Regions from separate parts of the Homo sapiens genome. Here regions 1, 2, 3 and 5 are each linked to region 4. The links are chromatin contacts, found by Hi-C or POLR2A ChIA-PET in ENCODE. All regions are on one chromosome and are shown on one strand. The core of a region is the stretch at or near the end of the contact, and the rest is flanking DNA. Distances in the headings are between cores, read along the strand shown.

Region 1 (2,700 bases), core at 65-2,564, 2.7 Mb after region 4:
TTTTTTTTTTAAGTTTGAAAGCTACCACCCTAGAGATCTGGGTCTAATGCATCTCAGGACCCAAAGAGTGAATGTTTTCCTTAGTCCTCAGCACCTATTCATACTCTTTGCTCAAGATAGACTACTGGAAACGTAAGAGCTCCACAGCAGCATGACATGAACAAGGGACAAGCCCCAGCTCAGCCTGTATTTGGACTTGAAAGCATTACCAACTTCTCTCAACAGCCCTAGGCGTTGCCTACAAGCTCTTTGTAGCCTAGCAACCTTCACAGTAGAGCTCCTCCTTTCTCCACTGACTGTATACAGTTCAACACTTCCAACCAACTTTCCTCAACTACAACTTCTGGAATCACTGTGTCCCAAGAAAAGACTATTAAATCTCCTCTCTTCACCAATTCCCAGAATGTCTTCCTACTAGCGGACCTAGAACTCAACAGAGAAGCTCCACACAGATCCTTACTTCCCCCAAGATCCCACGACAAGGCACCCGCCTGTCAGTCCAACACCCTCGTTCTCAGTCTCCCAACCTTGGGGCAAATCTTTTCTCCCAAAAGCCCTTATTCAATTACCACATCCACATCCTTTTATCAGCCCCTGGTAAGAGCAGGCCTAATGTCCCAAGGGCCTAGACATGCCCGTCCTTCCCCCAGCAAACCTCCCTGGGGACATGTCCTCTTTTCTGGGATTCAGTAGTTCAGAGACAAGTTTCCTATTTCCCCAGCAGTCCCAGACACGTCTCCCTCTTCTAACAGCTGGGAGGCATCTACCCATCCCCCACGCTGGGGCAAGGTGAGACGCCTAGATTCTCCCAGGAACCCGGGCAGGCTCCCCAACACGCCCTCCTCCAACCCGGGACCAGTCCCCCAGCCCAGCCCAGCCCAGCCCAGCCCAAGACCCTCCCAGCTCCGCCATAGCCCAGGCCAGGCAGGCCCCATCCTCCCTCTAGCCCCAGGGCAGGTCTCCCATCCCCACAGCTGCTCGAGACAGGCCCCATGTGGCTTTCACCCTTCCCCGAGTGTCCTATCCCAGCACCCTGCAGGAGCGACCCTCCGCGCCTCGGCTCCAGAGGGGAACGCCTCGGGCCTCGAGAGCCCGGCAGAGCCAGCGGGCCCGGCTCCACTCACCCCTCAGCCCGGGAGGCGGGGGAGCTACTGCGGCGGCTCCTCTGGCTGCGCCTCTCCTCCCCCCTCCCGGCCACCGCTGTCGCCGCCGCTCAGCCTCGGGCCTGGTCCCGGCCAGCCCCGGCCCGGCGCCGCTTCACCTAGTCCCCCACTCTGGCCGCCGGAGCCCAGTGTCCTGCATTGACCCGGAAGCAGCTTTCCCGGCCCAACAACAACACGTGACCCCGCCGCACGTGTCACGTCCGCTGCGTGAATGGGAGGGGGCGCCGGAGGAGCGGGTCCTCCCCAACCGCGCTGGGGTTGCCATGGCGACGGGGATGGCTGCACTGGCTTAGGCTTTACCACAAACACCTCATCTGCTCTTTCTCGTGCCCACCCATTGAGTGGACAATCCCCAGGGGCAGAACAGGAGTACACATTGTCATATCAGAGGACAATAGGGGCTGCAGAAAAGAGCATTGGGCTGAACCTTTCCAGAAACACTTGGAATCTTGGCCTGGCTCTGTTACTGATTTGCTGTGTGACCTTGACCAAGTCTCTTCCTATCTCTGGCTTCAGTGTCCTCAACCATAAAATGAGGGAACTATACTAGATGAGCCCTCAGGGTATGGTGGCAGTCTGACCTTTCTTCTGTGCCCCCTTCACAAGTGGCATCCCGAGCTTCCAACACCAATGTAGTAACAGCAGCTTTCATTTATTGAGCACTTTCTAGGTACAGGCACTGCGCATGTGCTATTTTTAATTTTTACAGCCCTCCAAAGAGATGGTATTTATAGAATTGAAAACAAGTTCAGAGTGCTTAAGTGATCTGCCCAAGACCACCCAGTTAGTAAATGTGACCAGGGTGAGATTTGAATCCAGGTCAGGCTGGCACCAGGGTCCATGCACTTCACTTTATGCCACGCTATTGCTCCAACTCCATGCATAGTATTACTATATCTGACTGTTGAGCTGTGATTGCTTATGTACTCCTTCGTCCATTTCTTTTGCAGAAACATACATGGAATAGGCGTGGTGCTGGCTCAACCCCAAGTGAATTCAGCCTTGTATGGGAATGTCCCCTGAAGTGCTAGGAGATGAAGATGTCTTTGTGCATAAAGTGTATGTGCTTCTGTGTGGTGTGTGCCAGAAAAGACGTGGGGGATGTAATGTGCATGTGCATGTCTGCATTGGTTTCTAGAAGGGGGAAACAAAATTATTTAGGACAGACCCAATAGCACCTTACCATCATCAGTTCCTGGAGACTTATTTTTGTCATTCTGTTTTGTTTTCTCATATCCCATAGGTAGGGTTAGACAGGGTAGAGAGGAAAAAAAAAAGCCAGAAGGTCATGGGTAAAGAAACTGCTCTGAGTATAAAGGGGATGATTAGCCAAGAATTGTATCTTAGGTTGCTCAGGAAGGGGCTTTACTCCCCCTTCCACAGAGAACAGAGTGCCTTTCTTGGCAATTTAAGAATTACTGGCTTTCAGAGCACTGAGATCATTAGCATTGTGTCCGGAATTGGTGGGTTCTTGGTCTCACTGACTTCAAGAATGAAGCCGCGGACCCTCGCGGTGAATGCTACAGCTCTTAAGGTG
Region 2 (2,700 bases), core at 158-2,657, 2.3 Mb before region 4:
AATCGCTTGCACTCGGGAGGCGGAGGTTGCAGTGAGCCAAGATCGCACCATTGCACTCCAGCCTGGGCAACAAGAGCACCCCAGCCTGGGCGACAGAGTGAGACTCCGTCTTAAGAAAAAAAATTGTGTTTTTTTTTTCCGTCCTGTACTGACTTTCTTTCCAGGGGCTTTACAAAAACCCTGAATCTAGCTAATGCAGAAAGCTAACCTGCTTGAACAATACCACACTTTCAAAGCATTTCTTTTTAAAATTCACGTAAGAAGGTAAGGGAGGACTGGCATATTTCTCCTGAAGTTCAGTACTGAGTATTTATAAACTTAACTATTATTAGGGATCCTTTTGTAGTTAAGCTAATAGTAAGTAATGATGATGGGGAAAAAAAAGAGCTAACTGCTAATAATAACAATTTATAAAGAAGTTACAGTCCTTGAATGCCCACTGAGTGGCAGGTGCTTTTCACAAAGTATCGTATTTACGCTTCACAGCAACATTTTGAATAGAAATTTATTTTTCCTTTTTCTGTTTGAACAACTGAAGTTCATTGAGTTCAGATAACTTGGGGCAGGTCCAACGGACGAGTTGGAAAGACTCTGGGGCCAAAGGCTCACACCACGCCTCTCCTAGCCCCTGAGTTTTGCTACCTGCTTGCGTTTATGTGCAGGCAGGGCGGGTGGGTGGTGGTGGGGGAATCAGATGAAGCTGCCTAAGGAATTAAACATGGAAAGTGGTGGAAAGGCGAAGGAGGTATAAGCGGTGGGCCGCTGGAACCCTAAGAGAGACCAGGCAAGAACCGGGAGAAGGGATGCACCCGTTGGCGGCTCAGAGAACTTAGGTAGAGGCGAGGGGCGGGGCGGGGCGAGGGGCGGGGCCTGAACGAGGCTAGGGCGGGGCCCGAACGAGGCTAGGGCGGGGCCCGAACGAGGCTAGGGCGGGGCCTCGGGGGACAGAGTCGACCATTTGGAGACCTGCCAGAAGAGCCGTCTCTCCAAGGGAATGAAAGGTGAGGGGAGCGTGAGTGCAGGCATGATGGGAATCTCCGTGACTTGGTAAGGCAACTCACCCTTACCTGTCCTACACCCAAGAAAAGCCTCTTCTATGCTCCCCTGGGGTATCTCTCTTGCAGAGTAGGCAGGTCAATGACGAGGAGAGGGTCCTGCCCAGAGCGTGCCCCCCTCCGTCACTTGGTACGGCCCGTGCCCCCGCCGCTGATCTGGCAGGCTGCGCGCGCACACTCCGGCCGGGTGCGGGCCGGCGGGGCACAGCGGCCTCTACGGCCCGCCTCCGTCAGTCATTCCCCGGTCCCTCCTCCCGCTGCTCGCGTGCTCCGGGCCGGCCCAGCACCCTCCGAGTTACGTGCCCGCGCTCCCCGGCGGGGAGGAGCGCAGCCGCGGGGGCGCGCCCCGGTGACTCCGCCCCTCAGCTCCCCTCCCCTGAGCCCGGGAGCCCGGCTCGCGCGGCTAGGTGCGAGGAGACCCGGGACCCCACGCCCGCCCGCCCTGCCCAGCGCCCCAGCCCCGGCGTGCGAGGCGCCGCTCCCTCCTCTGCCCTGCGCGGTGCATGGAGGGGCCCGTTCGGATCGCAGCCGCCGCCACCGTAGCCGCCGCCGCGCGCGCGCGGGGGGATGACCTGGGGGTGGCTTTCCGAGCCGGCTGCAGCGCAGGAGGTCTGGAGGCTTAGCCAGCCCCGCGGAGAGGTGCGGGGGTGGGGGTCCCGCCGCAGGGTCGGAGGGAGGGGTGGCGCGCGGGCACTGGGCTTGGGGGGCCTTGGCTTAGGGGACGGGAGGTCCCGGGGACGGGCGGGCCGGCGTTCCCTGGAGGGCGTGGGGGTGCAGGGCTGCGTGCGGGGTCTGGATGCTGATGCTTGCCCGGCGGGGAGCCCCGGCGTTCCGCGTCCTCGGGGGCTCGGAGGCACCTCGCGGGAGGAGGCGGGGTGAGGTGTCAGTGACACGACGAAACCTCTTCTTGACGATGGTCCTCGGGGGCAGGTGAGATGCCGCAGAGCGGGGAGCTAGGGCGCCCGCGCGTTTTCCCAAGGGAGCCGGGTCCCTGGCCTCTCTCAATCTCCATCCCTGCAGAGCGCCCGCGAGAGACAGTGATTTATGTGTAGGGAGAAGCAAGAGAAATTTCCTGCACAATGTATCTTTCTCTGCCTTCACAAGACTCACTGACTTCCCAGCCCCAGGGAGTGTATTTTTCCTTCTCCTCTGTAAAGCTTTCTGTGGATTGCATTATCATTTGCTAAATACATTACAGCTCGCTATTTATTTCAGTCGGCAGCTTCCAGACCTTTGTTGCTTTCTCTCCACATCTAGGAATTTCAGCAATAAATCACTGAGGGGGATAGATAGACTCTCTTGCCCTTCCCTTCATTGTTCTCCCTAACCCCACCAAATCAGGTGGAAGGCTCTCCAAAAGGAGCTGTTTCCAGAATGCCTGCCCTTCCTCATCAGGACGACAGAGGGTGGCAGGTGCTTTAAGGGCAGACTGCTTTCCAGTGGGAATCCAGAATTTAGAGAACCTCATCAACAGAAAGTCAGCCTTTGTGTCCCAAACCAGACACCTTGAAAAACAGGAGGTTGGACTAAAAGCTCACATGAGATTTATTTTCAGGCCTATGCCAGTAAAGATGAAAGACGCCAAGTCAGTGAATTCTGATTCCTTTCGGCGCTGATAACATAACCCTCAAATTCCCAACTGACA
Region 3 (2,700 bases), core at 30-2,529, 2.5 Mb before region 4:
GCATTCAACTGCCAGATTCATTTCCAGAATTCCACTTTCAAGGAGTCTCTCTGCCCTACTCGAAAAGCTTCAAAGACTCCTCACTACGTATCACCTCTAGTTCAAACTCTTCAACTTGAGTCTTCTATGAGTAGCTCCACCTGATCAACTTTGTTTCTTGTTGGTACGGCTCCCTTCTGCCAAACCCTTTAGGAGGTGTAGAACCCAAATCTAATTCAACTACCTATTCTCTAATAACTCCTCAGGCAGCCTTCATTCCAAGCAGTCTTAAAAAATTGTTCCTTCTATCGTCACAGATCCATTAGTTTTCAGGACATTCTTTCTGAACTCAGCATAAGCTTTCCTCTTAACAAATGGCAGGTATATCCCAAGTTATTTTTAACACTACCATCCCAAACAGATGTTTATCTTCCCAGCCACCCCTGAGTGAAATCAGAGGGAGTCGCCTGCAGTTCGGGCAAGGGAATCCCAACATCGCATCTCGTGAGAGGAGGTATGGTGTGGTTGCAAACTATGGAGAGGAAAAATAAAGGAAACAGGAAAAGTGAAGGTCTGTGCTCCGTTCTTTCAGCTTTTTCTTTAGGAGGAGTAGGGAAGGTAGGGAGGAGACCCCCAAGAAATGAATTCTTGAGGAAGGGCAGAAAAAACACTCACAGTGCTTCCTAAGTAGGAAATAGGTGCTGGGGGCCCTGGATAAGGGAAGGGGCCGTCATCCTTAGGAGAAGGGTACAGGTTACAACGCGAAACAAAGAGGCTGGGAGTTGGAAGATGAAGGGTGGAGAGACTACAGAGATCCGGGCATCCGATCAAGAGGGTCCCCGACGCGTCCCGCAGGGGACTGGCGGATCACCGGAGATTCAGTGGCTAAGAGGGACGGCGTCGGTGCCTAGGAGGGCTCTGGGGCGAGCGTTTATGGGACATCGCTCCTAAGGGGGCGCGGGGGCGGGGAGGAGTTTTTGAGTGGGATCGTGTACCAAAAGGAGAAACGTTTCTCAGACCAGTGCTCTTCTTGAACGGAAATCCCGGGGACGCAGAAAACGTTAAACCGTTGAGGCACCGGCATTTCCCAGCCCCAGCCCGGCTTCCCTACACACTCACCGAGTCTCCTCCAAACGCCACTGCTCCAGCTGCAGCTACCGGCCGGCGCAGCCGCACTGAGCGCGCACCGTCCCCACGTGACTCGCCCAGGCCCCACCCCGCACCACGTGACCTGCAGGGCCCACCCACTCCCGCCTCATTGTAGTCGCCCTTCTCCACGTGGTCTTGGCTCGCCCCGCCCTTCCTTGTAAGATGGCGGCGCCCAGGTGGAGCGCGTCGGGCCCCTGGATCCGGGGAAACGGCCAAGGTTGCGGGAGTCTCTTCACTCTCGTCTCAAAGCCATTTTGTGCCGCTGCCGCTGCCTCTACGGCCATAAATGCCCAGAGATTAGCGGAGAAGCTCCGAGCCCAGAAACGGGAACAAGACACAAAGAAGGAGCCGGTGAGTCCAAAGGGACCAGAACTCCCTAGAGGCAGTGCGCTCATTGGTTTCCCAGACGGGGAGTAGGTAGGAGGGTCCTCTGAGTGAAAGCGTGTGAGTCAATAGCCCGGACGCAAGGTGGGAGAATGGGGAGAAGGCGGAGGGGAGGGGTCAGTAAGGGTACGGTGTTTTCCCGTGAGCTGGATCTTTGGCTACTGTCAGGCTCAGTCCTAACCACTGCGTCGGTACGCAGGTTAGACAGATGGGTATCTCTGCTCTCAAATTAGTCGAAGGCGGCGCGGGTCTGATGCAAAGATAGTCATTCCCTACTCAGATTCTCACCCAGACCTTTATGGAAGGTCTTCTCCACGGCTTCCGCACCAGGCATTCCCCACGGCTCCTTCTTTCTCCCTAGGTGTCCACAAACGCTGTTCAGCGGAGAGTGCAAGAAATAGTGCGGTTCACACGGCAGCTGCAGCGAGTCCACCCCAACGTGCTTGCTAAGGCACTGACCCGAGGAATTCTCCACCAGGACAAGAACCTTGTGGTCATCAATAAGCCCTACGGTCTCCCTGTGCATGGTAAGGACCACGCGGGAAAGGTGGAGGAACCTGCAGCTGCTTTCTGCTACAACCGAGGAAAACTGAGACGTTACTTGTGGTGCACTCTAAAGCCTTGCATTCAAATTAATTAAACTTTTGTAAACTACCGTCCAATATAAGGAACCACCGAGAACACAGAAATAAATAAATAAGACAGTCCTCCCTTTCTAAACATCTGACAGTAAGCAATTCGTAGAATACGCTGTGTGCAGACTACAGGGATCGCTGTAGAGATATACAAAGGCTGTGTGGTTCTAGACTAAAGGTTATCTTCCATCAGAACTGGGAATGAGAAAATGATACATAAGAAAAAAGGGGGTGTGTGTGTGTGTGTGTGTGTGTGTGTGTATGTATGTTGGAGTATATGTAACATACAACCCCAGAGTGACTGGAATTTAGTGGACCTTCAAATGTCTTTCAACAGATGTTGCATGTAGTTGTCAGGGACAGCTGAAGTGAATCAGGAAAGATTGATTTAAAAAATGCATTTGTGAAAGAGGGAAAAGGCCCATTTTAGCTAGAAGAAGGTAATGCTTTTTGGGGAGATACGGAGATAGTTGTTCACAAAGACAAGGAATTAAATCACATCACCAAGTGTTTGTATAATTTTTTTCTCTCTTTATTTTCGCAACAGTTTTTT
Region 4 (2,700 bases), core at 117-2,616:
TAAAAAGGCAGAGGAAAAGTAAATTCACCTCTCTCTTCTTGAGCTGGGACATCATCTCCTCCTGCTCTCTGGCCTTCAGACACCAGCACCTCAATCCCTTTCCAGTTCTCAGGCCTTCAGCTTTAGACTGAATTATACCACCAACCTCCTTATTTCTCCAGCTTGCAGTAAGCAGATGGTGGGACTTCTCAACGTCCATAATTATGTAAGCCAACTCCTTATAATAAATCTCCTTTTATATGTTTATACATACCCCGTGTGAAAGGAAAGTGATTTGGGGCCCCCAAAATCACTAAAGGGAAAATTCATGCTGGGAACTGCTTAGGGCAAACCTGCCTCCCCTTCTATTCAAAGTCACCTCTCTGCTCACTGAGATAAATGCATATCTGATTGCCTCCTTCCGGAGAGGCTAATCAGCAACTCAATGCAACCATTTGTGTCTTATCTACCTATGACCTGGAAGCCCCCTCCCCGCTTTGAGTTGTCCTGCCTTCTGGGTTCACACCTATTAGTTCTGTTTCGCTAATACACTGCCACTCCACCAAAAGTAACTAATCCTTTGGTTCAAACCCAGTAAACAGATCCCAGCAATGTGTCCCATGAAAAGGAAGTGGCACATGGCACGTGGAGAGTGGTGACTTACAGGGTAAAAGGGACAGAGAGCAAAGGAAAATGTCAAGTATGGGCAGAAAGGTCACCGAACGGACAAAAATGAACAAATGAGATCAGGGAAGACAGCCTGAAAGTAAAGAAATACGAAGCAACACTCAAAGGAAAAGAAAGAACAGTGATACCATAACTATTTTCTTTCTGAGCTTCTGATGTTCCATTCAGTTCATGTGCAATGTATCATTTAGTCCTCAGAGTAACGGTATTATTATGCCCGTTTTATATGATGCACAATAGGGTTCAAAGATGGAGAGATTCGGCCGAGGCCCTGCTGCTGATGGTGACTGCAAGAGCCAGTATTCAAACCTAACGCTGCCCTTTTCTACCATGTTGCAGCGGACAATGCAAAGAAAAAAAAATCAAGAAAAACACGTAGAGGTATCCAAATGAAAACAAACACACAAAAGATCAAAAACAGAAAAGAAAAAAGAAAAGAAAAAGAAAACCCTTGCAGAAGGTATGCCTGTAAATGAAAGGCCCAAGATGTTAATTTATTCGCTGCAGAGTGGAGTTAGGGGTCGCGGACGGCAGCTGTGGGGTCCGAGGCTTCTTCGCACTGGGTCCTTGGGGAGCACTGAGCCGCAACCCGCGGAGGGCGCATAGAGAGGATCAAACCTCCCACAGCCTAGAAAGGCTCCTACTCGGCGAGAAGGCGGGGCGAGCGATCGCTTCCGGTTCCGGGCGCAAAGGCCCCACGTGTTCCGACCCGCTAGGCCCCGCGCGGCTCGGATCCGGCGGCGCTGTTTCGGTCGGGAGTGGGTGGGAGAGAAGCCGGGGCAGGGGAGGAGCCGCCGGAGCTGTCGGAGCCGTGAGTCCTGAGTGGGCTGGGCTGGGCCGGGCCGGGCTGGACCGGGCCGGACCAGATCGGGCAGAGCCGGGCAGGGCGGGGAGGAGGGGGAGGGACCGGAGACCCCGCCCCCCAGAGTCTGGGGAAATCGCCGTGTCCTGGGGAAGGGGTGGCGGCGGTGTACTGAGGGTGCCGAGACGTTGTGGTCTCTGTGTTTCCTGGTGGCCGGAGCCAGTATCTCCGGGGACACGGATGGCGCTCCCGGCTTCCTTTCCTTTCCAGCCACCGCCCTCCGCCCCCTCCTGGGGCCTGCAGAAATGTAGTTAGTCCGTACCTCGTACCTCCTAACGCTTCCGCGCCAACTGTCCCCCCGGAACCGAGGGAGGAGTGGTCTAGGCCCCTTTATTTTCCGCAGCTTTTTCTTACCCCTCCTCTCAGATTGCTTAAGATCATCTCCGCGGGCTCCTTGCCCCGGCTAGCCCCATCTCCTTACACCACCAAGCCCCCCTCAGCCCCCCAGCACACACCCAGATACACTCACCCGTGATCTTGTCACCTGTGATGATAGTAGTCCTTGGCGTCCATTTGGCCAGAGGCTTTTCAGCTGCCACTGTGACAGACCCTGAGGTCCCCTCAAGCCAGTAGCTGCTGTCTCCACTTGCAACTTTCCTCTCCTCCCACTCCTAACAGCCAGTTTTGGCACCTCTTCTCAGCACCTGCGTTACTTTTAGCAGGAGTATACCTACTTCTTGAGTGTCTTGATTAAAAATTTGTTTTTGTGCCATGGATAGGCTGTGTTCCTTCAGAAAGGTGTCAGTCTAATTTTTGTTTTTCTGAACAATGAATGTTCTCATCTTCTAGGCGCTTTGATAACCCTGTCTGCCTTGGAATCTGTACTGACCTCCCCAGAGGGAGACTCTTAGACCCAGCCTTTCTTGAACAACCTTGGTCCTGGGGAGCAGCGCTAGATCCCAGGCTCTCAATTAGAGGCTGGGCTTAGAACTGTTGCTTTTTCTCTATCCACGCTCTGCAGGTGACACCCAGGGCAGCTACACTCAGAAGCCACAAGGAATGCTAGTGGAGCCCCTCATCCCTCCCAGCTTCTCTTCCAAGCTGCCCCGTGGGGCTTGATCCAGGAAGCTACTTCAGAAAGGTTGTGGGATAGCCTTGGGAGGAGGTTTGTTGGTGGGAAGCGTGTGAACGCGGAGCAGTCTGGGATAACTTTCTGCTGTTACTATCTAGCA
Region 5 (2,700 bases), core at 32-2,531, 2.1 Mb before region 4:
CTTCTTTACACGTACTAAATGTTGCTCGGATTGCTAAAAACATGTACATACTATGTTTGCATTCTTGTCCGATTTATGTCCTTGGAATAAACTCCTGGAATTGGATTATGACTTAGAAGTTATGGTACTACTTGAATTCTGATTTATGTTTTTCTTTTCTCTTTTTTTTTTTTTTTTTTGAGACAAGAGTCTTGCTCGGTCGCCCAGGCTGGAGTGCAGTGGCGCGATCTCGGCTCACTGCAACCTCTCCCTCCCGGGTTCAAGAGATTCTCCTGTCTCGGCCTCCCGAGGAGCTGGGACTACAGGCGCCCGCCACCAAGCCCGGCCAATTTTTGTATTTTTAGTAGAGACGGGGTTTCACCGTATTGGTCGGGCTGGTCTCGAACTCCTGACCTCACGTGATCCGCCCACCTCGGCCTCCCAAAGTGCTGGGGTAACAGGCGTGAGCCACCGCGCCCGGCCTGAATTCTGATTTATAATGCCAAACTGCCCTCTAGAAAAACAGATTATCCCCAGCACACAGGCCATAAAGGTGCTTGCTTTCATTTCTTCACTCTCTCAGCAGCATGGGGTACTGAAAAATCTTACCAATCTAAAAAGATATCTTAATGTTTTTCTTTGCCTGCTTAGTGAGATTGTATACTGTTTAGAATAAAAAAGATTTATTTCCATTTCGGGGTGGACAAACACCTTGGACGGTTCCATGCTGCAGTCCACAAAAGGTGCAGCTAGAAGGCGACAAGACACGCTCCGCCTTTCAACGGCAAAGCTCGCAGTCGCCCCGCCTGGCCGTGGGCGTGGCTTGGACCCAGGTCGCTAGCGGCCTTCGGGACTCCCCTCCAGCCCTGGGGCCGTCCCCGGCCTCCGCCTGGTCCCAGGGGCGCGGCCCAGGAGCTCAGAAAGGCCACCGGGGCAAAGACCGCGGCGGCGGCCAGCGCACACCGTGACCTCCAGGGGCTGCGGCCCGCCGCGCACATCGCCTGTAGCTCACGCTGCCCCGGCCGCCTCCCTCAGGAACGCAGACGTTGGGGACGGCTCGCCAGGCAGGACCTGGAATCCACGGAGGGAAGCTGCCACTCTGCACCGTCCCGACGGTGGGAAAAGGAGCGAGGGCTCCCGCCGCAGTGGGCCGGCAGCCACCAGGTCCCCGCGTCCCTCCGCTTCCGGCCTTCGCCCGGCTTACCCGCGTCGCGGAAGTCCGCTCTCTGCACCGCGTCCTGCCAGTCGCCAGCAGAGCACCGCAGATTCTGTTAGCTTTCGCGTAACTTGCGCAGGCGCACTGCCGGCCCACGCGCCGAGCCTGCGGTTAACCGCCGACCGCTGAGGTTTAAATCCGGAGAGCGAACCGGCACCCTTGGCCCGGTCCGCCCTCCCTCTTATTGGTCCTGAGGGTAAACGTCCTCCAAGTCTGTATCCTGATTGGCGCACATTTTGTCTGGGCCTTCTCCGCCGGCGGGAGCATGCCCGGGATTTCCAATGTGGCCTTAAAAATATCCGAGCCCGCCTAGCTGAGGCGCGCAGGCAGCAGCCGTTGCTGCGACGCCTCTGGTGTACTAAATCTGGAGGGGAGGTTGGGCCCTCGAAGAGAAGGAGAAGACCCTCAAACCTTGGCTAACGGCGACATAGCTGGCTTTTTGGAGAGGCCGCCTAACGGTCTGCCACTTCATTGGAATCAGCCTCCGCCCTTCTCAACTGGCTGCTGCGGGGCCAGTGGTGCCGGGAGACGAGGGCGGGCGCTCAGGGACGGTTCGAACAGTCTGGGGTGAGTCCGCCTGTGCGCTCTAGACGTTTCCTTGGGGCCTGAGAGAGCGGCTGTATGAAACCCTGGCGCACTGAGCTCTTCCTTTCCTCTGCATGGTGTGCAGGGCCCTGGCGTGACCCGTGGCTGCGTCTCCACAGCTCCTCCCACGTTACTCTAACTGTGCTCCAGCCACCGACTGCCTTGCTCCGACATGCACTTGTTTTCTTTTGGAATGTGCCTGTCTCCTTCACATGGTGTTACTCTCAACTTTTTTTTTTTTTTTTTTTTGAGACGGAGTTTCCCTCTTGTTGCCCAGTTGCCCAGGCTGGAGAGTAGTGGCGCGATCTCAGCTCTCTGTAACCTCTGCCTCCCAGGTTCAAGCGATTCTCCTGCCTCAGCCTCCCGAGCAGCTGGGATTACGGGCGAGCACCACCATGCCCGGCTAATTTTGTATTTTTAGTAGAGATGGGGTTTCACCATGTTAGTCAGGTGATTCTACCCCCTCGGCCTCCCAAAGCTCTGGGATTACAGTTGTGAGCCTCTGTGCCCAGCCACTAATTTTTTTTTTAAACCCGATGTTTTAACTCTTTTTGCATCTGTACCTGTAAAAAAAAAAAAAAAAAAAAAAAAAAAAATCTAGTGCTTGGGGATTGCTGAGGATGAGATCTGTAAAAGCAAGAGGAGAGGCCCTCAGGGTTCAATATCCTAGTCAATACCAAGCAAACCTATCTCAACTGGTCTTGAGTCCTGAGCATTGCATTTTCCACCTTAAACAAATAGGTGCTAGTTGTCAAGTTCATCTTACACCATTTCTTAAATCCAGGATTCAGTGGGAGGGGAGAAATGTTTAATCCTTTTCCTCCAAACACTTCGTATTATCTCTTACTCTCCCTCTTTGCCTCAGGGCCTTTGTGCTACCTCTAAGGCACTTTGAATTTGTGGGAGGAAGAAAATGGAAA

The links. A loop is a pair of places that touch in the nucleus more often than their neighbours do. ChIA-PET counts read pairs that join two places held with the same protein, here RNA polymerase II (POLR2A). Pooled maps may share reads with other maps.
Region 1: a map of CD4-positive, alpha-beta T cell shows a loop between it and region 4 (8-fold over the local background). The contact joins the promoter of TBCEL-TECTA here to the promoter of ZNF202 in region 4. A Hi-C loop is called at or near these places in 1 of 168 maps with a recorded cell type or tissue (CD4-positive, alpha-beta T cell) and 5 of 50 pooled maps. POLR2A ChIA-PET finds 5 or more read pairs at or near these places in 1 of 52 experiments (Caco-2).
Region 2: a map of CD8-positive, alpha-beta T cell shows a loop between it and region 4 (8-fold over the local background). The contact joins the promoter of CDON here to the promoter of ZNF202 in region 4. A Hi-C loop is called at or near these places in 3 of 168 maps with a recorded cell type or tissue (CD4-positive, alpha-beta memory T cell, CD8-positive, alpha-beta T cell and naive thymus-derived CD4-positive, alpha-beta T cell) and 11 of 50 pooled maps.
Region 3: a map of CD8-positive, alpha-beta T cell shows a loop between it and region 4 (14-fold over the local background). The contact joins the promoter of RPUSD4 here to the promoter of ZNF202 in region 4. A Hi-C loop is called at or near these places in 2 of 168 maps with a recorded cell type or tissue (CD8-positive, alpha-beta T cell and naive thymus-derived CD4-positive, alpha-beta T cell) and 12 of 50 pooled maps.
Region 5: a map of B cell shows a loop between it and region 4 (18-fold over the local background). The contact joins the promoter of HYLS1 here to the promoter of ZNF202 in region 4. A Hi-C loop is called at or near these places in 2 of 168 maps with a recorded cell type or tissue (B cell and naive thymus-derived CD4-positive, alpha-beta T cell) and 12 of 50 pooled maps.

The regions. Positions count from the first base shown.
Region 1 is chr11:121,022,716-121,025,415 of GRCh38, reverse strand. TBCEL-TECTA (TBCEL-TECTA readthrough) reads right to left here and starts at 1,314. Exons shown (of 30, transcript NM_001378761.1): 1 at 1,125-1,314. TBCEL (tubulin folding cofactor E like) reads right to left here and starts at 1,314. Exons shown (of 9, transcript NM_001363644.2): 1 at 1,125-1,314. RefSeq lists silencers at 1,061-1,330, 1,351-1,500.
Region 2 is chr11:126,061,573-126,064,272 of GRCh38, reverse strand. It overlaps CDON (cell adhesion associated, oncogene regulated), which reads left to right and starts at 1,407. Exons shown (of 20, transcript NM_001378964.1): 1 at 1,407-1,694. RefSeq lists silencers at 820-909, 980-1,649.
Region 3 is chr11:126,210,229-126,212,928 of GRCh38, reverse strand. It overlaps RPUSD4 (RNA pseudouridine synthase D4), which reads left to right and starts at 1,279. Exons shown (of 7, transcript NM_032795.3): 1 at 1,279-1,479; 2 at 1,874-2,039. The coding sequence starts at 1,291. FAM118B (family with sequence similarity 118 member B) reads right to left here and starts at 1,147. Exons shown (of 9, transcript NM_024556.4): 1 at 1,099-1,147. RefSeq lists an enhancer at 1,265-1,494.
Region 4 is chr11:123,740,326-123,743,025 of GRCh38, reverse strand. It overlaps ZNF202 (zinc finger protein 202), which reads left to right and starts at 1,366. Exons shown (of 9, transcript NM_003455.4): 1 at 1,366-1,477; 2 at 2,490-2,609. RefSeq lists enhancers at 184-781, 1,771-1,980 and silencers at 1,371-1,420, 1,461-1,590.
Region 5 is chr11:125,886,249-125,888,948 of GRCh38, reverse strand. It overlaps HYLS1 (HYLS1 centriolar and ciliogenesis associated), which reads right to left and starts at 1,281. Exons shown (of 3, transcript NM_001134793.2): 1 at 1,184-1,281. RefSeq lists silencers at 704-1,093, 1,194-1,243, 1,334-1,383 and an enhancer at 1,524-1,573.